Linked DNA regions of Homo sapiens: region 1 is linked to region 2. Evidence: chromatin loops called from intact Hi-C (ENCODE). Cell type or tissue: endothelial cell of umbilical vein. All regions are shown on one strand. Links, peaks and the distances in the headings refer to the core of each region. The heading gives the core; the rest is flanking DNA. Region 1 overlaps JMJD1C (jumonji domain containing 1C). Region 2 overlaps JMJD1C (jumonji domain containing 1C).

Region 1 (8,749 bases), core at 3,225-5,724, 58 kb before region 2:
AGTGTACACCTATCTAAACTCACTGCAGTGCTATACTGAAGTTTTATTTATATACTGTCTTGCTTGATCTTCACTACTCTGTGTGGTAGATATTACTATTATGAACACAGTGAGACATACAGAGTATAAATGACATTAACAGTAAATGGAAGAATCAGGATTTGAACCAAGAAATATGCCACAAAGTCTATGTCCTTAACATATTATGCTACCTTCCTTGATAACTGCTATTTTCCCCCCAATTCTAACGTTCAAGCCATGCAAATCTAGAAGTAAACAAGAAATTCAGACAGACTTAAAACAAGCCTTAAATAATCTTCATTATATTTTACTTTGTTATGGTTTAAGCTGTCATTTTTATTAAGTGTTAATTCTTTGTATATTAAGGACAGTTTTTTAAATGCTGCAATAGCAAAACACAAATAATACCTATCAAAGTATATTAACAGAAACATAAAACAAGTTTACTAAAATAACTCATTTGAAGAAGACTACCTCCAAAATATAAAATACTGAATAACATCATTATATGAAATTTCCAATTTGCTAGGAAATAATAGTTGTTTTTTAGGGAAAAGACAATTTTGGTCAGGCAAAATTCTGCCATAATATAAAATAATGATCTCCATTACTTTATAATATATATATTTTCCGTTGAGACAGGGTCTTGCTCCATTGCCCAGGCTGGAGTGCAATGGCATAATCATAGCTCACCATAGCCTTGTACTCCTGGAGTCAAGCAATCCTCCCACCTCAACCTCCTGAGTAGCTGGGACTACAAGGCTTGCGCCACTACAATAGGCTAATTTTTTTTTTTTTTTGGTAGGGATGAGGGTATAGCTATGCTGCCCTGGCTGGTCTTGAACTCCTGGACTCAAGCAATTCTCCCGCCTCAACCTCCCAAAGTGCTGGGATTATAGGCATGAGCCACTGTCCCTGGTCTATAAGACTTTTTAAATACATAATTCTAGTGCTGATGTAATTAATTTTTTTTACTTAAATTTTCTCTACATTTTCCTAAAGTATGTACAATTATCACTTTTAAAGCTGCATAATATGCCAAAATATTAATTTAACAGCATTCACAAATTGTTGAACATCAAGGTTGTTCCATTTTTCTTTTCCTCTTTAATAAGACTGCAATAAACATCTTTCTTCTAATAACATTAAACCTTTCATTTTTTTAATCTGCAGCTCCCACCACAGTGTCTAATTCGTATGAGGTACGTGACAAACATTAGCTAAACTGAATACACTTTTTAAAAACTGTTTTTCAAGCATCGTTTCCTAAGACTAGAATTAATGAATCAAAGAGTATGAACTTCTTATGGTTCTTATAACATAATACTTTCCAAAAGAATAATGTCATTTTATAATCCACAAGATATGAGTGTGTGAACTCGTTCATTGCAATACATGCCAGTATTAGAGTTTATCATTTAAAAAGCTTAATATTTTATTATGTATAATTTGATCTCTTAAAGTGCTTTACCTTGTAGAGAAATAACAATCCTGAAGTTATATTGTCATTACTTCCATTTCATTATTTAACAAAGTACAAAAAGACATGCAACTGTTTATTCTAATTGTGGAAATTCAATTATAAATATGTAAAAACTCTTTAAATGAACATACTCCAAAGTTTATTTCTGACTTGGAAGGTGGCATATTTTCACATTTTAGTAAAATTTGCTTGAGGCCATAATCTAAACCAACTTTGATAACTGCTGGATATAAAGGTAATCTTGTCCCAAAGAGCAGTGAACTCTATTCTCCTTTGAGGGGGTTTCTTTTGGAACAGATAGTAAGTAAAAAGCACTCTAAGAGAATATTTTAAAATAAATAAATTGCTAAGAGTTTACGTGTTTATGATGTCATCACAATTCCTGGTTGAACCAGAATTGCCTATCTATGAAGGAAAAGCTACATTGAGAAAAAGTAGTCTGAGTTTCCTAAAACTCAATTCAGAAATTCAAGTAAATTATCAAAGATTTGAATATTTAAGTCAATTGTGAGGACTTCTGTTTCTTCCTTTAACATCTTTAAAATAACGCATTTCAGGTAATTTTACATTTTTCCCCTTGGTGATTTCAGGAATCAAATTTGTACCTGATGAGAATTGGCATTATAAGCTTTTTAGTATTTTTTATTATATATTGACATGTTTAAAATTGGTAACTCACAGTTTTACCACAATTGGGTGATTCTGCTTTCCTGTCCTTTGATATTATCATATGTTAATAGTCAGAAAACTTGTGATAACTCCCAGTAGGGTTCTTTTTCACTAGCTGGGTTGCAGCACATTCATCACTTTAAAATAAGAATTTACTTTCTGAGATGGGTAAAGCACTGTGCTAGACTCCAAGGAACCATACATAGATGACTAAGACATGACTCCTGTCCTCAAAGAACTTACAATCTATTAAGGGAAGACAGACATGCAAACAAATAGGTATAATACAAAGCAGAATGTGCTGATTGTTAAAACAGAGGTACAAAACAAAGTTCTATAGGAGCACAGGATGGTTATATAGGAGCACTGGTTGGGGTGATCTGGAAGGCTGGGCCAGCGGAAAAGTAGTAGAAAACTCTGCCCCTTAGAAAACACAGCAGTGTTACAGCCCACCTGGGTTAGGGTCGAAGCCCCACTCCCCACAGAAGGTTTTCCTAAAGGAGATGGAGCCAGGGCCCTAACCCAGTTAGGTAGGTGATTCGTTGATTTCAATTATGAATGCCAACACTTTCTTTCCCTGGTGCCGATAAATGTGCTTTCACAAGTATTTTACTTTATTAAAAAGTAAATAAAATTTAACAATCTATTAAGTAACTTACATGAAGACGCAAGTTACCTCAGCCTACAGCATTAGAATGGCCTCAAGTGGTACTCTGATTGTACAGGACCAAGCAAAAAAAGACACCACTTCAGCATCTTACATGTGGTGCTCCCATAAATGTTTTGCTACTGATATCCTAGAAAGAAAGAGGAACCAGACAATTCCAGAGAAGGAGCCTGGGTATTATACTATTCATATTTTGCTGAAGATGCAATTATGTTAAGTTTTAAAAAATATACTTTAAAATATGTTAATGAGACAACAGGATTTGTTTTTGTCTTGTCATGATCTCAAGAAACAGCAGGTACACTGCCAGTTTCCACTAATTTCTAGGTATAAGAGGTAGACAAGATAACGTAACTGATATGTAATATTAAACAAGTACCACACGAGGAGTGAAACAACTAGAAAGAAGATAATAAATACAAACATGTTTAAATACAAAAGAACATAAAGCAAGTATCATGTGCACAGAAATAGAAACATTAAATTTGTAGAAAATTAAAGACAAAGTATTAGTTTCTACTGTTTCATTCTATTGCCATCTCATATACAGATCCCTCAAATTTCTCAAATCTGTAGATATAGTATTTCATTACGCTGTAGGAATTTTAAAACGCTTAACTTTATAATTGCTGTTTATAGACATCCTTAAAGAAGCCAAATTTTAATGAACAAAAAAGGAAACAATAAAATCTCAGTCATATCAACTGTATATAAATGTTTGCAAAATGCTTATGAAACTTAAATTGACTATTTTCTTAATTATTACAAACAAGCATTCTCACTTCACTTGTTTATTAATTTTTACAATCTCCTAAAACAAAAGAAAAAAGGAAGGAAGGCAAGCACACATAACCTGACTACTGGAATTAATGACAATATCCCATTGCATAGACTTTAAAATAAACATACAATTCAAAAAGACTTACTATCAAACAACTGGCTAAGCAAACTATGAAATATGACAAAAAGGTTATAATATCTGTAATAATATAAAGAAAGCTCATAACAAATATAAAAAACTCAAAACCCTAATAAGTACTAAATAACAATTCACTAAAAATACAAGTTGCTCATAAACATGAAAAAAATTCACCCTATTAAAGGAATGCAAATTGAAACAACGAAATATTATTTTCAAATATCCAATTAGCAGAGAAAGAGTAACATTCAATGCTGCATCCCCTTAGGATGTAAAACTCCTCCTGTTTTGGCCAAATATTTGTGTTTTAAAACAAGATAAACTGCAAATAAATAATTAATGCTTACAAGGGTGTGATGAGTGAGATAAAAACACCCCAACACTGACTGAGGACAATGGCAGTCAGTACAACCTTTACACAATTTGTGAAGAGTGTCAGGAGATAGATTTTTGTGGCTTTCAAGTTCATACCCTGTGATTATTAATTCTACTACTATGAATATACATTTTAAAAAATCAGAGATGCAGACAAAGGCTTGCAATGGTATTTATCCCAGTTGCTTATAATGCTCCCTAGAACTGGAAACTACAATGTCAAACATTAAGGAAATGGGTCATTATAAGATTAAATATTATGCAGCCATTAAAAATGATCCTAAATTACTACTCATGAAGAGAAATGTAGAGGATAGATGTTAGGCAAAAAAGCAGGATCTACAATTTTAATGCAGTGTTAGCTAAAACTATGTTTAAAAGAAGGCAGAGATTTTGTACTTGCTAATTTGCCAAATTCATTTATTAGTTCCAGTAGGCTTTGTTGTGAAGTCTTTATGGTTTTCTAAGTATAAGATTATATCATCTGTGAACAGACACAATTTTACTTCTTTCTTTCCAATTTAAATGCTATTTGTCTTTTTCTGGTCTAATTTCTGGACTATAACTTCAAATACTATGTTGAGTGGACATGGCAAAAGCAGGGATCCCTTGTCTTATTCTTGATCTTAGAGGAAAAGCTTTCAGTCTTTCACCATTGACTAGGATATTACCTAAGCAACAGGATATGAAATCAACACATAAAAATTGGCTTTTTTTTTTTTTTTTTTTTTGAGGCAAGGTCTTGGTTTGTCACCCAGGCTGGAGTGCCCTGGTGCAATCATAGCTCACTGCAGCCTTGAATTTCTGGGCTCAAGGGATCCTCCCACCTCAGCTTCCCAAGTAGCTAGGACTACAGGCTCACGCTGACTAGTTTCTATATAACAATAATGAATAATTTGAAAATGAAATTAACAAATAATTCCATTTGCAAGAGCATCAAAAAAGAATAAATTACCTAGAAGATGAAATAAACAAAACTACAAAACATAACTGAGCAAAATTAAAGAAAACATAAGTAAAAAGACACCCCTGTTCAAAGACTAGAAGACTTAATATTTACACGTGTGTGTGTGTGTGTGTGTGTGTGTAGTTTTAGAGACAGGGTCTCACTCTGTCACCCAGGCTTGAGTGCAATGACACAATCATGGCTCACTGCAGCCATGAACTCCTGGGCTTATGCAATCCTTCAGACTTAGCCTCTCAAGTAGCTGAGACTATAGGCGTGAGCCACCACACTCGGCTTATTTTATTTTATTTTTTTTGCAGAGAAGGGGGCTCGCTGCATTGTTCAGCCTGGTGTTGAGCTCCTGGCCTCAAGCAATCCTCTCGCCTTAGCCTCCCAAAGAGCTGGGATACAGCACCCAGCCCTTAATATTAAGATGTCTACCACCCAGATCCATCTACAGATTCAATTCAATCCCTATCAAAATCCAAGTGACCTTTTTCTGGAGAAAAAGAAAAATCTCTCCTGAAATTCATACAGAATCTCAAGGGACCCTGAATAACCAAAACTATCCTGAGAAAGAAGAAAGTTGACGGAAAAACATTTCCTGATTTCACAATGTACTACAAAGCAACAGTAATCAAAACAGTGAGCTGGTATCAGCATAAGAACATACAGACCAATGGAATGGAATAGAAAGCCCAGAAACAAACCCTTGCATATACAGTCAAAATATTTTCTGTAACAGTGTCAAGACCATTCACTGGGGCAAAGGCAGTCTTTCCAACAAATGGTGCTGGAAAAAGTGGACATCTACACGTAAAAAAAAGCTGGACCCTTACATGATATTCCAAACTTAAAATCAATTAATTCACCAAAATTTGTGATCTAAAACTATACAACTTTTAGAAGAAAACATAAGGGGAAAAGCTTCATGACATGGATTTGGCAATTTTTTTTTAATACAACAACAAAGGCATAAGCAACAAGCGGAAACAGACAAGTTGGGCTTCATCAAAATTTAAAACTTTTGTGCAGCACGGGCCACTGCTAACACAGTAAAAAGGCAACCTGTAAAATGAAAGAAAATGTTACCAAATCATGTATCTAAAAGGGGATTAATATCAAGAATACATAGAGAAATCCTAAAACTTAACACCAAAAAAAACAAATGATCCAATTCAAAAACAGGCAAAGAACTTTATGAATAGATATTTCTCAAAAGACATACAAATGGCCAAGAAGCACATGAAAAGATGCTCAACATCACATTAAGCATTAGAAAAATATAAAACAAAACCACAATGACATGCCATTTCACACCTACTGAGAAAGTAAATACCAAAAAAATGAAAGTAAATGTTGGTGAGGATGTAAAGAAACTGGAACCCTTACACAATGCTGGTGGAAATGAAAAATGGTGCAGCCACTTGGAAAACAGTATGAAAGTGCCTCAAAAAATTAAAAATGCAATTACCATCTGATCCAGCAATTCTACTCCTGGGTATATACCCAAATAGTTGAACACAGAGGCTTGGGCAGATATTTATACAGCCATGTTCATACCAGTATTATTCCCTATAGCCAAAAGCTGGAAGTGACACAACTGTCCATTAATGGGCAAATGGATGAAAAGAACGTGGTGTATAAACACAATGGAATGTTATTTTGCAATAAAAAGGAAGAAAATTGTGACACATGGTTTAACATGCATGAACCCTGAAGACATTGTCAGTGAAATGAGCCCGTTACAAAAGGACAAATACTGTATAATTACATTCATATGAGATACTCAGAGACCGAAAGTAGAATGGTGGGCCAGGAAGACGGGGGAATAAGGAACTGCTCTTTAATGAGTACAGTTTCAGTTTTGCAAGACAGAAAATGTTCTGTGTTTGGATGACAATAGTGGTAACACACAACACGAATGTACTTACTACCAATGACCCGTGTACTCAAAAACAGTTAAAATGGCAAATTTTATGTTAAGTACATTTTACCACAATTAAAAATTTTTATTAAAAAATTTAGCAGAGGGCCGGGCATGGTGACTCATGCCTGTAATCCCAGCACTTTGGGAGGCTGAGGCAGGCAGATCACAAGGTCATGAGTTCAAGACCTGCCTGGCCAATATGTTGAAAAACCCTGTCTCTACTAAAAATATGAAAATTAGCCGGGCATGATGGCAGGCACCTGTAGTCCCAGCTACTCGAGAGGCTGAGGCAGGAGAATTGCTTGAACCCGGGAGGCAGAGGTTGCAGTGAGACGAGATTGCACCACTGCACTCCAGCCTGGGCGACAGAGCAAGACTCCGTCTCAAAAAAAAAAATTTAGCTAGGCATAGTGGCACACATCTGTAGTCCTAGCTACTGGGGAGGCCAAGGTGGGAGGATCTTTTTTGAGCCCAGGAGTTCAAGGCTGCAGTGAGCTGTGATCACACCACTGCACTCCAGCCTGTGTGGAAAAGTGAGATCTTGTCTAAATAAATAAAATAAATAGTATGGCAAAAAAAAAAAAGGAACCAGAGCAATATGTTTCATAAGAAAATATATCAAAAATTATATATATTAGTATATATATAATATATATGAGTTATCTCTTAGTAATAGGACTAAAAAGATAATCCTCTATTACTTTCATACCACAGTGTTTTCCAAATTTTTCATCACTTTTTCTTTTGTATATGATAAAGTTAAAAAGAAAAGGTTGGTGATTGTTTAAGTAGGCCTAATTTCAAGGCTAAGAGGTTTTCAACAGAAACAACTTTGTAAAATTATGACAAAATTATCATTAAACAGTATTTTCCAATAAAAATTCTCTCTAAAATCAGTATTTTATGAATACAACAGAAATTCATCTCAATCTTAATTGCCTTTAAGAAAGGGCAAAAATTGGCTGGGCACGGTGGCTCAGACCTGTAATCCCAGCACTTTGGAGGGCCGAGGCGGGTGGATCACGAGGTCAGGAGATCGAGACCATCCTGGCTAACACGGTGAAACCCAGTCTCTACTGAAAATACAAAAAAATTAACCGGGCGTGGTGGCAGGCGCCTGTAGTCCCAGCTACTCCGGAGGCTGAGGCAGGAGAACTGCGTGAACCCGGGAGGCAGAGCTTGCAGTGAGCCGAGATCATGCCACTGCACTCCAGCCTGGGCAACAGAGTGAGACTCCATCTCAAAAAAACAAAAAGGCAAAGATTTTTCTAAAGCTTTATTAATTTTTTAACTCTGATACTGATGTATAGTTTTTCATATTATTGATGCTACTGCTTCGTGCTTTTGAGAATTCTCATATAAAATTCACCTATACATCTAATTATTCATAATTTCTCATAAATTGTATCCAGTTTTTGGGTTAAGGTCTATAAAATTAAAATCATGCTTTTGGGTTAAGGTCTATAAAAGTTTAAAATGGTTTAAACTTTTTATATGAACAATTCAACATACTCATTAAATATTTTTTAAAACCTACTATGGATAAAATTATCTTCTTTAGTTTGCTATGCAAAATTTTCTATTGAAACTGCAGGTCACAGACAGATATTATTTTCATCTTTCAATATTATATTTTGTTTTTAAAAATGCCACTGATTCCATTCACTCTCTTCCCTCCCTTCCTATCCTGTCTTTTTATTCATATCTCCACTGACTTCTTAAAAAAGAATAATCAAATA
Region 2 (8,749 bases), core at 2,036-4,535:
CTGAGAACGGAAGAAGAAAAAAAAAAGACAGCTTTGAAGATCTCATACTGGAACTTAAATACTGCAGCAATATTAGGATGCACAATTTCCTTTCAAACATCTGTTTTTCTCACAACTCATTTATTGGCCAGAATTAGTCACAGCCCCTAACATGAAGGATGAGAACAAAAACTATTTGGCAAACAGCATTAATGACCAACACAGATGCATAAAACGAGTTGCTTTGATACAATGTTACATAGGCTTTGAGATTCAAGGCAAAATTTAAAGTAGCCTGCAGGGAAAATGTTGTGAGCAAAGGTTTTCCTATTCTAAAACATTTGCCAGTTGAGAAAGCAGCACCTTGGCATCTCAAACAAGTATGAATACTCAGCACAATCAAAATAAAAAACCAAAGCAAAAAGAAGAATCATCACTATGCCTCTTATTATAGCACTATATTACTACAAATAAGAAGGTTTATGATTTTAGTATCTCTAACTGAATGCTCCAACAGCATTTAAATTCACCCACTCAATTTCCTCTCAAGACACCATCCATATATATTCAACAAACCTATTCAGAGTTCCTACTGTGAGCTACTTGCTATCCTAGTAATTGTAAACAGGGAAGTAAGCTCTTATCTAAGGACTAAAAACTCTATCCCATTTCTAAATATCCAGATTCAATATTAAGAATAAAAAAATCATGTTTATTTATGCACAACTATTTCTAAAGCCACTTTTTAAAAAAGTTGGTATGGTTCCAAGACAACTCAATGGGGGAAAGAAGAGTCTCTTAAATAGTACTGGGACAACTGGGTTTCCATATACAAAAAATAAAGTTGGGAAATTACTTCACACCATATACAAAACTAACTCAAAACAAATCAGAGACCAATATGTAAGACCCATAACTATCAAACTCTTAGAAGAAAACATATAAGAATATCTTTGTGACATTGAGTTGGGCAATGGTTTCTTAGATGTGACACCAAAAGCACAAGTAACAAAAGAAAACATAAATTGGGCTTCATCAAAATCAAGAGTGAAAAGACAAGCTAAAGAATAGAAGAAAATATTTGCAAATCATTATCTGATAAGGAAGTTGTCTTAACAACATGCTACAACATGAATAAATCTTGAGAGCATTAAGTGAAAGAAAGCTAGATGCAAAAGGGCACAGATTATATGATTTCATTTATATGGAATGTTCACAACAGACATTTCCATAGAGACAAGAGAGTAGATAAGCGGTTGCCAAAGGGCTGGAAGTGGCAGGAAGAGGAACACAAGTGACTGCTAACGGATAGTGAGTTTCTTTTGGGGGTATACTAAAATTAGATAGGGGTCATGGTTGCACAACTCTGTGGTATACTACAAATCAATGAATTTTATAAGGTTTAATTTTATGCTATGTAAATTATATCTCAATAAAACTATCTAATTTATTTATTTTAGAGACAAGAGCTCACTCACTGGAGAGCAGTGGCATGATCACAGGTCACCGCATCCTGGAATTCCTGGGCTCATGAGATCCTCGCACCTCAGCTTCCCGAGTAGCTGGGACTACAAGGTGTTTAACACCATACCGGCTAATTTTTGTTTTGTTTTGTTTCGTTCGATGAAGACGAACTCCTGGGTTCATGCAATCCTCCCACCTCGCTTCCCAAAGTGTTAGGAGTATAGACGTGATCCACTGACTCTGGCAAAACTATTTTTTTAAAAAAGTGACAATGGCTTAACACCTACATTAGATGACAATAAAACCAGTGCAGATGGTCATGAAAAGCAAACAAATTCAGGGATTATAGACTTTATAACCAAGTATATCTACTGGTCTGTGAAAGGAGGAAATGACAGAGTATGAACAATAAAATACTATAACATATATTGACTTACAAACATTAATCACTTCTGCTTTCAAAACATTTGGAGGGCAACCATCTCATTCAAAAAGACCAACTTAATTATTGAGGAAGTTAAGAGAATAAAAGCTAAGGGAAAAAATAAGATTAATGTACAGAAATATGTAAGAATGACATATTGTAGTTTTATGCTTTCAGAAGAGGCACAGTTATGGAAAATGAGGCCAACCTATGGGTATAACAGAAGGCTCCTAAAGTATGGTGGTTTCTGAGGTAGGGACTTCAAGTTGTAAATACAGTATCCATCTACTCCTGCTTTCTTACCAAAAGAACACTGATTTTGCTAGGTGCAATAATGGACTATCCTAAAATTTTTAAGGTTCTGGAAGACAGAGACGATAATATGACGTAATTCTGGTAAATAAGATGTAATATTTGAGATGACTTGGGGTGAGTTTTAGAAAGCTCCTTGACTAGGGGCAAACTAAGGTGATATTGTAACTCAGGGTCCCCAGGTTTTGGGGTATGCACTGTGAAAAAGTACTCACTTGCGGCCGGGCGCAGTGGCGCACGCCTGTAATCCCAGCACTTTGGGAGGCCGAGGCGGGCGGATCACGAGGTCCAGAGATAGAGACCACCCTGGCCAACAAGGTGAAACCCCATCTCTACTAAAAGTACAAAAATTAGCTGGGCATGGTGGTGCATGCCTGTAGTCCCAACTAATCGGGAGGCTGAGGCAGGACAATCGCTTGAACCCAGGGGACAGGGGTTGCGGTGAGCCAAGATGGCGTCACTGCACTCCAGCCTGGCGACAGAGCAAGACTCCGTCTGAAAAGAAAAAGAAAAAGAAAACTCACTTTTGTAACTGTTGCGCCTTGAGTTCTTGTTGTTTCAAGAAGTTCCAGAAAGAAGCTCAGCCCAGTGGTTGGGTCCAGAGATGACTAAACTGGAGATGAACTTCTGGCAAACTCTCCTCACTACCATACTAAAATCCCCACCCAGGAAGTAGTTTATGTGCCATTTTCTATACATCTGATGTATGTAAAAGCATGATAAATGTGCCTGCACTGCCTTTATTCCACCTCTAATACAATGACTCAGCTAACTAGCCCGGGTGTTCACCTTTGTTTGGGGAGGCACTGCCTTTGGGACTATCCCTAGTGTCCTCCTTACTTGGTGCAAGTAATAAAATCCCCCTGTGAAATCATACTTGGTTGTGGTCACTGGACTTGTCATCCACCAAGCAAATGAACCCACCCATTGTGTGTGTGTGACACTATGAGCCTTCTTGCCCTTTTCTGCTTCCTCCTCCTTCCTGCCTGGAGCTGAACTAAGGAAGACAACAACAGTATCAGCTATATTGTAACTGACCATGAGGAAAAGACCAAGAGAACAACAGCCCAGTCTTCAACAGCCCTGGCATCCTTAAATGATCACATCAACTCTGGAATGTCTACTTCTGGACTTAGAAGGAAAACCTTATCTATTTTGTTTAACCACTGTTAATTGGCATTGAGGAAAAAATACCATGAGACAAAAACTTGAAAAGATCAGATACAAGTTCATAATAAAAACACAGAGACCTAGAACAGCCATAAGAAGCATACAACATTGTTGATGTTTATTTTACAGAACTTTTAGATTACACCTAAAAACAGAAATTCACCGACTGAATACCTAAGATGATGATCACAATGCTATGAACATTTCTTAATCTTTCATGACAATTCTAAGACTAACTGAATGATTTCCTTACACAGGAGATCTCAGTAAAGAAAAGGTGATGCTTTCATTAACTGTCCTGAGTTCTTCTCTTCACTGTCAACCTACCATAGGTTATAAACACAAAATAAAAATAATCTGTTTTCCTATATACATGGATCTCAAACAAGGGATTTATTTATTTTATTATTATCATTTTTTTTTTTTGAGACAGAGTTTTGCTCTTGTTGCCCAGGCTGGAGTGCAATGCCGCGATCTGGGCTCACCACAACCTCTGCCTCCCGACCCCAGTTCAAGCGATTCTCCTGCCTCAGCCTCCCGAGTAGCTGGGATTACAGGAAAGCGCTACCATGCCCGGCTAATTCTGTATTTTTAGTAGAGATGGTGTTTCTTCATGTTGGTCAGGCTGGTCTCGAACTCCTAACCTCAGGTGATCCGCTCGCCTTGGCCTCCCAAAGTGCTGGGATTACAGGCTTGTGCCACCGCGCCCGGCCTAAGGGAGTTATTTATTTATTTAGATACTGAGAATTTAAAAAATAGCAGCAATGGCTTAACTGTAACATCAGGAATAACTCATAATTCAATTACGTCATTCACAAACCATGATGATAATATTCATATCTCCTCAATGACAATTTTCAAACTCTACTGGGCAAGAAACAATGTACTCTTTTCTTTTCTTTTCTTTTTTTTTTTTTTTTTGAGACAGGGTCTCGCTTTGATGCTGAGGCTGGAGTGCAAGGGTGAGATCATGGCTCACTGCAGTTTCGACCTCTGGCACTCAAGTGATCCTCCCACCTCAGCCTCCCAAGTAGCTGATACTACACACGTGTACCACCACATGCAGTTAATTATTTTTTGTACATATGGGGTCCCACTATGTTACCCAGGCTGATCTTGAACTCTTGGCCTCAAGCAATCCTCCCACCTCAGTCTCCCAAAGTGCTGGGATTACGGGTCTGAGTCACTGTACCTGGCCCATACGATATAAATTGAGTTCCAAAAAAAAAAAAAAGGGAAAATTAAGCTAACAATTTAGAGAGGGTATGCTGTGACTAAACTAGGAATCATTTCAGTTACAGCTAAATGCTGAAATGCAAACAAAATATTACAGTATAAACGTATCAAGAGAAATCCCAAATCCAGTTTTTATGTTTAATGTCCCAAAATCTAAATTGTCATATAAACCAACAAAACACTTCTACAAGCCAGTATTTTGCAGCTTTGGGGCTAACATCTATTGGGTACCCAACATGTACATTTTATTTAAATTTTAATAACAAAAAGCTAAAATTTAATAAGCAGACTTCTGTTTTCAGTGAGATGAATTAGCAGAGTTGGCATTTATGTTTCTGCCTGAAACAACAAAAAACCTGGAAAAACAGATGAAACAATTAAGATGCAACATACGTTACAAACGGCAATGGACTAGGTTATGGGAAACAAATTATGTAAGCTTTCTGATCACACCAGTTTAACTGACTGAAGTTTCCAAACTATCCTGCAAAGAAGGGGGAAATCACATGGGATTCAGGAGCCTTTGTAAGTCAAGGAGATAAGGCTAGAAAGAAGTCCAGGGAGGCTAAGACTCTGGAGTTCTCAGGACACAATACTAGAGAGGAATAAGCTACCGAGAGAGGAAGATTTCCAGAGGAGGTTCTCTCTAAGCAATGAGATAAAGATTGACCAACCTGGGCCAGGCACAGTGGCTCACGCAGTAAACCCTAGCACTTTGGGAGGCCAAGGCGGGAAGGATCACTTGAGCCCAGGAGTTCAAGATCAGCCTGGGCAACAAAGTCAGAGCGCATCTATTAAGAAAAACAAACAAAAAAAAAAGATTGACCAAGCCTATGTGCTTTTAAGAAGCTACACAAAGGTGGATGAAACAAACTGAAAGAATGAGAGAGTGAAATTCTCTAAGTTCACCTGAGTTTGGAATAGTTCCTGTTCCCAACAGTTGGAGTGATTAACTTCGTAATTTACAGGGCACTGAAAAAACTCACAAAGATTTGTAATGGACAAAAAAATTGCCCTAGAATAATATCTGCTGTAAAATGCCCTCCTCACAACACTTCCTCATACCAATAGCATATCTTTAGAACACCAATTAAAATCTCACATTGTCTGCGAAATAGCCTACACAAAAATGTTGTCTCTACTGAACAATGCGCTCAAGTATTTGCATTTGGAATAAATCATTTCCTGACCTGTAATCTTCTCATATAAATCACCTTTTATCATTCAGCTGAGATTATAACTTGCACTCCTTTACTACAACAGTGCCTTACAGATCAATTTGCTGTTTTCTGTATACATGCCAGTCCAGGATGTAACACACTGCTATTTTAGTGAGGTTCACTTTCACTCCACAAACAAAATCTCCTGCTTGAACAATTTCTAGCTTTGGCTTATTTTTTCCAGAAAAGAAACAGTTGTACTTTTAACAGGCTGAATAATTGAAAAGTGGGAGGGAATGACTGAATAAATCAAATAAGTAGAACAGAGACAAAACTAATATTTAATTTGGAAAGATTATAGTAAACACAGATTGTAACAGCAAATAGTCCAAGAAATGGAAAATGAAAAACTTGGAAAAGAAATTTCTAATTTCTGAGGATTAATATGTATTTCTGAGTTTTAGAATATTCTACCGGCTCACAGTGTCCCACATAGTGACTCCTGAATTCCAGTTGAAAATGACTTAAGAGGGTGACAATGCCGGGCGCAGTGGCTTACATCTGTAATCCCAGCACTTTGGGAGGCTGAGGCGCGTGGACTGGCTGAGGTCAGGAGTTCGACACGAATCTGGCCAACATGGTAAAACACCATCTCTATTAAAAGTACAAAAATTAGCTGGCATGGTGGCATGCGCCTATAATCCCAGCTACGCAGGAGGCTGAGATATGAGAACTGCTAGAACCCAGGAGGCAGAAGTTGCAGTGAGCCAAGATCGCACCACTGCACTCCAACCTGGGAAACAGAGCAAGACGCTGTCTCAAACAAACAAACTAAAAAAGAGTGTGGCAAAATACTTGAGTACCCTCTCTAAATAAATACCCAATATGGTGGAAAGGTTAGATTCTATATTCAAAGAAAGGCAAAACCCTGAGATATTTTTACCTCATAGTTTTATATTCTATCAACAACAGTGCATTGGAAGGCATTAATATCTATGAAAGAGAAAAAAGAAGTGACTTCAATATGCAATATGTAATCACAGGCCTTGAGAGATTATATGAGGAGGGAGGAGGTGTTAAAGAGTATTAAAAATGCATATTTAAGTAGTAGCCGAATTCAACACAAGTTTCTGTTCTGTTTCACAACTGCAAATTTCTGTAAGCTAACCATAAATATTCAGTTGAATACAAGAGGAATAACAATTCTTCAATTACCTTATGTTAATGTAACAGTTTCAAAGGTGCCACAGTGAAGTAAACAATGACTCCAGCTCTTAAATTCCCCAAGTTAAAATCACTCTTAAAATCTCCTTTGAAGCTACTTACTAGCTCTCTTGTATGGTGGTGTAGCTGTTTCCTCTACCATGATTTTCAGACTTCTATCCTCTCATCTCTAAAAATCAGTACCTTGAAATCTGAACAGCACATTATACTAACCTACTACCATCAACCAGTCATCCACCACACTCATGCGTACCCTAAAATGTTATTCATCATGCCATTCAATATTATTTCTGTCCTAGTTTCTGTCCAATAATCATTTCTGGTGATTTCAGTATCCACAGTGATGACTGTTTTAATTGTTCCATTTCTCATTTCTTTGATTTCCTCTTCTTTAATGATTTTGTCCTCAACCTTATCTCAACCACTGACTTACCATGGCATACTCTAGACCAGAGGATCTTTAACTTTACTCAGGCAATATAAACCTATGGATTATCCTTTCAGACATAAGAAATCCTATCTTAGACCCTTATCATGGCCCCAAACAGCAATCCCTCAAAAATCTCGATTTCAAGCATCTTTCTCTCTCTCATGCCACTACCTCCTATTTTTCTTTTTCACATTCAAGTTCCCCTGGACCTAAGATTCACTGATCTCAACACCATTTCATTGCTATTCATCTCTCATTTTCTCACTTTTTTGCTCACCAAATGTAAAATCCTAGGTCTATCATTAGAGTAATTCATTTGCCCATCTCTGAATGCATCTTAGTTTTCCAGCCAAACCCCAATCATCATTAAATCCAACTCTCCACCTACTTTGTTTCTGTATCTAATCAATCAGCTGAACATAGCTGGAGATGAGTGACTGTAGGGAAATGAATGATGAATTCATCAAAGATTAACGATGTCAGTTAAAAAATCATGACCAATGTCAAGTCAGTCCTTGCTGTACATAATTTCCTTATTTCATTCAATCTTTACTCCCCTAGATGACTATTTCATAACTTCTCTTCTCAAATCCTATCAGCTGCTATTTCACTAAAAAGCAGAAGCAATCAGATTTCCACAAGCTCTTACCTCTCTCTCACTACCTAGCTACCTACAGCTATTCTCAAATACAGTATCTCTTTCTTCTCTTCTATTACTAGGGATTAAGTTTATGGTACTATCTAAGGCCAATTCTACTACTACCTAAAGACAGGGTTCTAGTAATTCCTCCTTAGTTGCATCATCAACTTAATCCTATCTCTGAATTGTTTTCATCAACATACAAATATGGTATATTGTCTTCCATTTTACAAAATCTTATCTTCCTCCTAAAGCTCTGCTCCATTTCTCTTTTTCCCAAATGCCTTGTCAATAATCTCTGTCTCCAATCTACTACCTCCAGTTCTCTAGTAAACTCACTTTATCAGGCTTTTGTTCCCACTATTACACTGAAACTGCTGATCAAGGTTACCAATGACTCATTAGCTAAAACTGAATTGTAGATTCTCAGCCTTTATCTTACTTCACTAAGCAGCATTTGACACAACCAGTAATCCCTCCTCTTCGAAACACTTTTTCCACTAAGCTTTCTGAACATCACTTCTGGATTTCATACCTCCCTGTCCCTTCTTTCTCATATATCTAATCTTTAAAAACTGCTCCAGGGTTTAACACTTAGGTATGTTCTATATTCACTCTCTACATCAACTCATTCAGTCTGATAGCTTTAAATGCCATTTATATACTGACTACTCCCAGATTCTCCAGCCTAGACCTCTCCCTTTAACTAA

The links. Peaks named below come from ENCODE experiments on the same cell type or tissue, not always from the same donor. Only the 100,000 strongest peaks of a DNase experiment are listed, where the experiment ranks them.
Region 1: it touches region 2 in a loop (2.9-fold over the local background); 6 of 110 quality-filtered maps call a loop at or near these places.

What each region holds. Positions count from the first base shown.
Region 1 is chr10:63,370,340-63,379,088 of GRCh38, forward strand. The region is part of intron 2 of JMJD1C (jumonji domain containing 1C); the gene reads right to left. MIR1296 (microRNA 1296) reads right to left here and starts at 2,709; the gene lies at 2,618-2,709. In endothelial cell of umbilical vein, for the core only: no CTCF peak of the experiment used is centred there; no DNase peak of the experiment used is centred there; H3K27ac peaks cover 707 bases.
Region 2 is chr10:63,429,334-63,438,082 of GRCh38, forward strand. The region is part of intron 1 of JMJD1C (jumonji domain containing 1C); the gene reads right to left. It overlaps JMJD1C-AS2 (JMJD1C antisense RNA 2), which reads left to right and starts at 1,242. Exons shown (of 2, transcript NR_134312.1): 1 at 1,242-1,290; 2 at 1,440-1,869. In endothelial cell of umbilical vein, for the core only: no CTCF peak of the experiment used is centred there; a DNase peak (open chromatin) is centred at 3,148; H3K27ac peaks cover 1,646 bases.